Regions from separate parts of the Homo sapiens genome. Here region 1 is linked to region 2. A link is an interaction called in ENCODE POLR2A ChIA-PET data of the cell type or tissue named here. Cell type or tissue: GM12878. All regions are shown on one strand. Region 1 overlaps TRIM37 (tripartite motif containing 37). Region 2 overlaps SKA2 (spindle and kinetochore associated complex subunit 2).

Region 1 (4,000 bases), 110 kb before region 2:
ATATTTAGTAGAGATGAGGTGTCACTATGTTTGCCAGGCTGGTCTCGAACTCCTGACTTCAAGTGATCCGCCTGCCTCAGCCTCCCAAAGTACTGGGATTACAGGCATGAGCCACTGCGCTTGGTGGAAGAAAAATGAGCTTGTAATTCCAGCATATTCTGTAGTAATTTAAGCTACTACAATCCAGTATGTATGGAGACACATAGAAAGTAACTATTCCCCGGCCGGCCTTGGTGGCTCACGCCTGTAATCCTAGCACTTTGGGAGGCTGAGGCGAGTGGTTCACGAGGTCAGGAGTTCAAGACCAGCCTGGCCAACACAGTGAAATCCCGTCTCTTACTAAAAATACAAAAATTAGCCAGGTGTGTTGGCAAGCGCCTGTAATCCCAGCTATGCAGAGGCTGAGGCAGGAGAATCGCTTGAACCCGGGAGTTGGAGGCTGCAGTGAGCCAAGACTGTGCCACTGCACTCCAGACTGGGCAACAGAGCTAGACTCCGTCTCGGGGAAAAAAAAAAAACAACAGAAAAAGAAAGTATTCCCCACAGGCCCATTCTATAAAGATCTTCAATCATAATATTTCTTTCTTGATGTTTTAACAATAAACACATCATTTACAAAAATCTTTTCTATTTAATCTCTTCTACTGAAATAATGCTGCCCATCACAGAAGCACCAATTAAGAAAACCAAAATATTTAGTGTTCTTTAACTGAGAAACCTGAAAATGCCACCACCTACACACCCTCTTCTTAGGGCAGCTGAGTAGATGCTGGCACCTGTATGTATGCTTTGAGCTACAATTCATCAATCATTGAAATTCAAATGAGTGCAGAGGTGGAAGGTGGTGGAGTTTCACTAAGAAATGAAAAAATTACAAGGCCAAATATCATTAAGAGAGTTGACATTCTTTTCTACCAATTTATAAAGGACACAGCAAGGGCAATACACATAGCCTTGTTCTAAGCACCTCTGTTGCCCCAAATTGCAAAATGTCTTCTATGCTTTTAGATAAACAATAATGAACTTGGAAGAACATGCAAAAGAAACACTAGAAAGTACAGCTGAGAACAAGCTGAAGTCAGTCATCATACAGGATTTAAAAAATGGTCAAAACTTGGAATGCTTCTTTAAGAAGAATAAAGCAATCTACAGACACTAATTAAGACTGACTTTAAAAAATACTTAACATTTACTATTCTAATTAGTTGTTCTAGGGCATATCTTCCCCATTAGATTGTGAACATATCTAATTCAACTTTGTATTAATAAATCTAGCAAAAATTCGATGCCTGGTATGTAGGTGCCTTAACATATTTATTGACCGAACAGATGAACTATATGCAGATTTTTTCCCCATACAAATGCCTGTTCTAGTAAGGCCTGTCCTTTTATATAGTAACTTACCCATTTTGCCTTCCTCTGTATTTGGTATCTTAGCAAATCAAATTCAGTGGCACAAGGAATGTTGTGTTCAGATCAAGCATGTCGAATAGCAGATCTCAGTAACATTTCCATTAAACCAACCACTCCCTATCCCTATCACTACCACCAGCAGCAGCAGCACCACCACCACCACCACCACCACCACCACCCACCACCCACCACCAAAAAAGGGACAGAATTCTCATTTCCTGCTTACTTATAAGTTTATCATTCCTTACCTTCTTCAGGGGCAGCTGAAGCTCCTTCAGGTAGTACAGGCTGTAACTCTCCAGTTTCAGAATTATTTTCCAAATCAGTCATCTGCAGTCCTTCCAGATGACCTCCTTTAGCATTAGCCCTCAAAGAAGAAAACAACTTGATATTTCTCTATAACTAGTGACACAATAATCTATATTTTCTTTTTGAACTGAGCACCAAACTAAGTAGGGTACGTGCTCTGGTGCTTAATACTAAATTTCAAATTTTATCTGAAAATATTTCACTAAGGTCCTGGCACAGTGGCTTATGCCTGTAATCCCAGCACTTTGGGAGGCCAAGGTGGGTGGATCACCTGAGGTAGGAGTTCAAGACCAGCCTGGCCAAGATGGTGAAACCCCATCTCCACTAAAAATACAAAAATTAGCCAGATATGGTGGTGGGCGCCTGTAATCCCAGCTACTCGGGAGGCTGAGGCAGAGAATTTCTTGAACCCGGGACGTGGAGGTTGCAGTGAGCCGAGGTTGCACCATTGCACTCCAGCCTGGGCAACAGAGTGAGACTCTGTCTCAAAAAAAAAAAAAATTTTTTTTTCACTAAATATTCACAAAAAAATGTTATGAAATGGTGGATTACATCAATGTTGGTATCCTGGTTGTGATATTGTACTACAGTTTTGCAAAATGTTATCATTAGGGGAGAAAAATACACAGGATCTCTCTGCATTATTTCTTACAACTGAATGTGAACCTATAATTAGCTCAATAAAATTTTAACTTATAAATACCAATAGAAGTTTTAAATAATATGTTCTAATAGGGAAAGACTTTTGAGATATATTATTATTGCTATTATTTGAGATAGAGTCTCACTCTGTCACCCAGGCTAGAGTGCAGTGATGTGATCTCAGCTCACTGCAACCGCTGCCTCCTGGGCTCAAGCGATTCTCCTGCCTCAGCCTCCCAAGTAGCTGGGATTACAGGTGTCCAGCACCACGCCCGGCAATTTTTGTACTTTGTTTTTAGTAGAGACAGTGTTTCACCATGATGGCCAGGCTGGCTCGAACTCCTGATCTCAAGTGATCTGCCCACCTCAGCTTCCCAAAGTGCTGGGGTTACAGGTGTGAGCCACCGTGCCTGGCCTGAGAGATATTATTGAATGAGAAAATAAAGTACATCTTCTGTATTAAAAAAGCTACATAGTCACAGTTCCTTAAATATACACAAAAACTGAGAAGACACAGCACACATGAAAAATTAATAACAGCATGAATATGTGTGGGCAGGGGGTTGGAAAACTAGGTCATGGGAGTTAAGGATGGGAAATTTTTCACTTATTCTTTTCTCCTTTCATTTTGAAACACTTATCATTAGTATTTAATATTTATTTTTATTTAAAAAATAAACAGAGGCAAGGTCTTGCTATGTTGCCTAGGGTGTTCTCAAACTCCTGGGCTCAGGCCATCTTCCCACCTCAGCCTCCAAAAGTGCTGGGATTACAGGTGTGTGCCACTGTGCCCAGCCTTTCATTAGTATTTAAACTTTTTGCTTACACTACTTTAAATCAGGCAGGAAAAAAAAAGACATGAGCTGGACAGCACCTACATGAACCAGGCTGGCAGATAAAATCAACTGCAAAATGAGGATCAAGCTGCACACACTTGCACAGGATTTTACACTCTAGAAAAAAAAAAACTAAGTTCATGTATATTTAATTGTGGTGACTAAAGGCAGATAAAAATATCTCCATAGCAAATAAAATATAAGAGCTAGTTGCACTTTAATTTGAAGAAATGTATAAAACATCAGGTTAGGTAGTACGTAGGGAAGACAAGATAATCTCCAGTGATTTTAACACCTTTCTACTACTGAAACTTGAGCCAGAAAGCTAAACCACCAGCTGATCTTGTAGTTTTGGTAATGAGCCAGACCTTGACTATATAAAATTAAGTAAACTTAAAGGGTGTTAATCTTTCTCCAATTTAGGTAAAATTCTTTTCAGGGTCTCCAAAATAGAACTATTTCATTGTTTAAATTTAGAAATAGGTTTAATATCCATAAAATAGATAAGCAGATGGATATTAATGGCTAATCATCTGCCACATCCATAGCCAATATCCATAATCACTCTATCTTTTGAATAGATGGAAGTTTAATTGCCATGCCGGGGATTTGAGTTTATGTCTCCTAGGGGAGAGATAAACGTGTTAACTACTATATATCTTTTTGGGAAATTCCAACTATAAGTTTTGAGGATACTTTGATAACAGGAGAGAAGAAAGATGAGATAAAAGCAGAAAAGCAGTGTTAAAGTTGCTGTAAGTGCTTTGTTTCATACAAAATATATATAAATGCCTGTGACA
Region 2 (4,000 bases):
CGGTGAAGCCCTGAATCTACTAAAAATACAAAAATTAGCTGGGCAGGGTGGCATGTGCCTGTAATCCCAGCTACTCAGGAGGCTGAGGCAGGAGAATCGCTTGAACCTGGGAGGCGGAGGTTGCAGTGAGCCAAGATCATGTCACTGCACTCCAGCCTGGGCAACAGAGCAAGACTCTGTCTCAGGAAAAAAAAAAAAAAAAGTTAGAATCTTACTCTGTCACCTAGGCTGGAGTGCAGTGGTGCAATCATAGCTCACTTGAACTACTGGGCTCAAGTGATCCTCCCACCTCAGCATCCCAAGTAGCTGGGACTACAAGTGTGAGCTACTACATCAGGCCTATAGTAGGAAATTATTATTAATGATAACAGCTAATGTATAGCACTTACTCTGGACTAAACAGTTATATATGTTAACTAATTTTATTTTCTCTCAATCTCTGAGGTACATAGTAATATTCCCATTTTACAGATGAGGAAATTAAAGTACAGAAAGGTTAACTGACTTGGCTAAAATCACAGTGCTAATAAGAGGCAGAGCCAGGATGTGAAGTATAACAGTTCGTATCCAGGAAATTAGTAGATGTTTCAGATCAGGAAAAATAAAGATGCAGTACAAGGAAAACTATTTAGAAATATAAAGGAAATACCATAAGACACTGAGATGAGTGGTATCCTTCTTGAGGGTGGGAGTGTGAAGCATTATTCTTTGTAATTATAAGCTTTATATTTCTGCAACTCTTCAAATATATTCAAGAATTTGACAAAAATAAAAGTTTAGGCCGGGGTGGTGACTCACATCTATAATCCCAACACTTTGGGAGGCTGAGACAGGAGGATCACTTGAGCCCAGGCAAGACCAGCCTAGTAAACATGGCAAAACCCCATCCTTACTAAAATACAAAAAATTAGAACCAGGTGTGGTGGCACACACCTGTATTTCCACCTACGCAGGAGACTGAGGTGGGAGGATCACCTGAGCCCAGGAGGTCAAAGCTGCAGTGAGCCATGATCATGCCACTGCACTCCAGTCTGGACAACAGAGTGAGACTCTGTCTGGGGAAAAAAAAAAAAGTTTAACATTGGGAGGGAAATTGGTAGGAGGGAAGAAGTCATCTTCCTCATGAGGTGATAATAAATTATGTAACTTAATTATAAATGATCTTTAGGTAACTGGAATGTAGCTCAGTAGTGAAATACCCAGAGATCTGCATGTATTAATATAACTCAGGAGAATGATGAGTTCCCCAAATACAGATTCATACAGGAAAAAATAAAAGTGACAAGAACTAATCCTTGAGGATCTCACAAAACTAGGAAAGGAAAGTTGGTATATAAAGCATAAGAAATAAATGGCCATAGAGCTAAAAGAGAGGACAGGGTAGTTGGGCAGCTACCCATAATACATGTTTTTATGACATTAGCTCGATCAATAAGACTGACATGGCAGTGAGTAATTTAGGACAACATGATTTGCATTTATGGCCTGTTTATGACAGGTTAGGACTGTGGTTAGGACTTAGCACCATACCACAAAGGAAAAACTGTTGTGCGCATAGCCTGTTTTATTTGAGTAACTGGCTGTTGGGAACCACTACATTCTTTTTTTTTTTTTTTTGAGATGGAGTTTCGCTCTTGTTTCCCAGGCTGGAGTGCAATGGCGGGATCTCAGCTCACCGCAACTTTCGCCTCCCAGGTTCAAGCAATTCTCCTGCCTCAGCCTCTCAAGTAGCTGGGATTACAGGCATGCGCCACTACGCCTGGCTAATTTTGTATTTTTTTTTTTTTTTTTTTTTTAGTAGAGATGGGGTTTCTCCATGTTGGTCAGGCTGGTCTTGAACTCCTGGCCCTCAGGTGATCCACCCGCCTTGGCCTCCCAAAGTGCTGGGATTACAGGTATGAGCCACCGCGCCCGGCCAGGAGCCTCTACGATTCTTTTATTAGTGTTTGTAAACTGTGCTGCACTTTAGTTAATTTTGTGCCTATAATACTTCAATTCATTTTAGGGTTTTAGTTATCATGAGTGGATGATAAAAGGTTACAAGAATGGCTGAGCGAGGTGGCTCACGCCTGTAATCTCAGCTTTGGGAGGCCAAGACTGGTGGATCACCTGAGGTCAGGAGTTCAAGACCAGCCTGACCAACATGGTGAAACCCCGTCTCTAATAAAAATACAAAAATTAGCCAGGATAGTAGCGGGTACCTGTAATCCCAGCTACTCGGGAGGGTGAGGCAGGAGAATCACTTGAACCCAGTGAGCCGAGATCATGCCATTGCATTCCAGCCTGGGCGACAGGGTGAGACTCCGTCTCCAAAAAAAAAAAAAAAATGATTACAAAAATACATAAAAATACTCTGCTAATGATAGTGCTGGTGATGGGAGAAAAGAAAAGCCAATATATGAACAAAAAGCTCAGTTCAATTAAGTCTTTTGAAAGAAACAAAAGGAAATGAATTATACTACTAAGCTTAAAAGAATCTATAGGGAAAATGTTCATAAAATAAAATTATGTTTCTCTGCCGGGCGTGGTGGCTCACGCCTGTAATCCCAGCACTTTGGGAGGCAGAGGAGGGCGGATCACGAGGTCAGGAGATCGAGACCATCCTGGCTAACACAGTGAAACCCCGCCTCTACTAAAAATACAAAAAATTAGCCGGGCTTGGTGGCGGGTGCCTGTAGTCCCAGCTACTCGGGAGGCTGAGGCAGGAGAATGGCGTGAACCCGGGAGGCGGAGCTTGCAGTGAGCCGAGATCGCGCCACTGCACTCCAGCCTGGGCGACAGAGCGAGACTCCGTCTCAAAATAAATAAATGAATAAATAAATAAATAAATAAATAAATAAAATTATGTTTCTGGAACAAATAAAGTTGAAGAATATAGTAATAGAAACTTATAGTTTCTTGTTAGCTCTCTGTAAATAAACAAATCCTAGCCAAAAATGTTGACTTTTATGCAGAATTACTGACTGCCTCCAAATCACGAGGGGTACTAGAATGAGGATAATGCAGCTAAACCAAATTATATGTATGGATGTGGGTGTGAGTATACAAACACACACATACACACACACCACAGTGGCTGGCACATAGTAATGTTCAATAAATATTTACTACTACTATAACCACCCTGCCGCCAGACAGAGGTATTAGAGGCTACTGCAACTAGTTGTTTACTTTCTTTCCTGTTCCTTTACATGTATATAAATCATTAAGACTGATGTTGGACAAATCTACAAAGATTAAAATCATGGCTTTATTCTCAACTATAACACACGAAAAAGGGAGAAAGCAGAGATTTTCTTGAAGTTATTGAATATTACAGGAGTTAAAAAGTCATATTTCCTCAAAAATTGAAACACAGAATTACCATGTGATCCAGCAATTGCACTTCTGGGTATAAACCCGAAAGTTGAAAGCAGGTACTCAAACAGATACTTGCATACCAGTGTTCATAGTAGCATTATTCACAGTAGCCAAAAGGTGAAAGCAAACCAAATGTCCATTAACAGATGAATCGATAAACAAAATGTGGTACATACATTCAATGGAATATTATTCCACCTTAAAAAGAAAGGAAACTGACACTGCTACACTATATATGAATCTTGAGAACATTATAAGTGACATACATGAGTCACAAAAAGACAAATATTATATGATTCTACTTATATGAGTCCCTAGAGTAGTCAAATTGATAGAGACAGAAAGTAGAATGGTGGCTGCTAGGAGTGGAAGAAAGGAACGTGGAGTTATTGTTTAATGGATATACAGTTACAATGTGGGGAGATGAAAACCTTCTGGAGATTGATGATGGTGATATTGTACAATAATGTGAATGTAGTTAATGCCAGTGAACTGTTCACTTAAAAAAGATTAAGATGGCTATCAGGTATAAGGACACGTGCCTGTAATCCCAGCTGCTAAGGATATTGAGGCCAGAGGATAAACCTAGGAATTGGAGTTCAGCCTGGACCATATTAAAATGGTAAATGTTGTTATTTAC

Evidence for each region. Peaks named below come from ENCODE experiments on the same cell type or tissue, not always from the same donor. Only the 100,000 strongest peaks of a DNase experiment are listed, where the experiment ranks them.
Region 1: POLR2A ChIA-PET joins it to region 2 with 7 read pairs; 4 of 35 experiments call an interaction of 5 or more read pairs at or near these places.

Annotation. Positions count from the first base shown.
Region 1 is chr17:59,010,667-59,014,666 of GRCh38, forward strand. It overlaps TRIM37 (tripartite motif containing 37), which reads right to left. Exons shown (of 24, transcript NM_015294.6): 22 at 1,662-1,780. Among named protein-coding and RNA genes, the nearest start is that of TRIM37, 94 kb to the right of the region's middle. In GM12878, no CTCF peak of the experiment used is centred here; no DNase peak of the experiment used is centred here.
Region 2 is chr17:59,123,374-59,127,373 of GRCh38, forward strand. All of the region lies in intron 2 of SKA2 (spindle and kinetochore associated complex subunit 2), which reads right to left. Among named protein-coding and RNA genes, the nearest start is that of MIR454, 12 kb to the right of the region's middle. RefSeq lists an enhancer at 1,331-1,380. In GM12878, no CTCF peak of the experiment used is centred here; a DNase peak (open chromatin) is centred at 1,508; H3K27ac peaks cover 948 bases.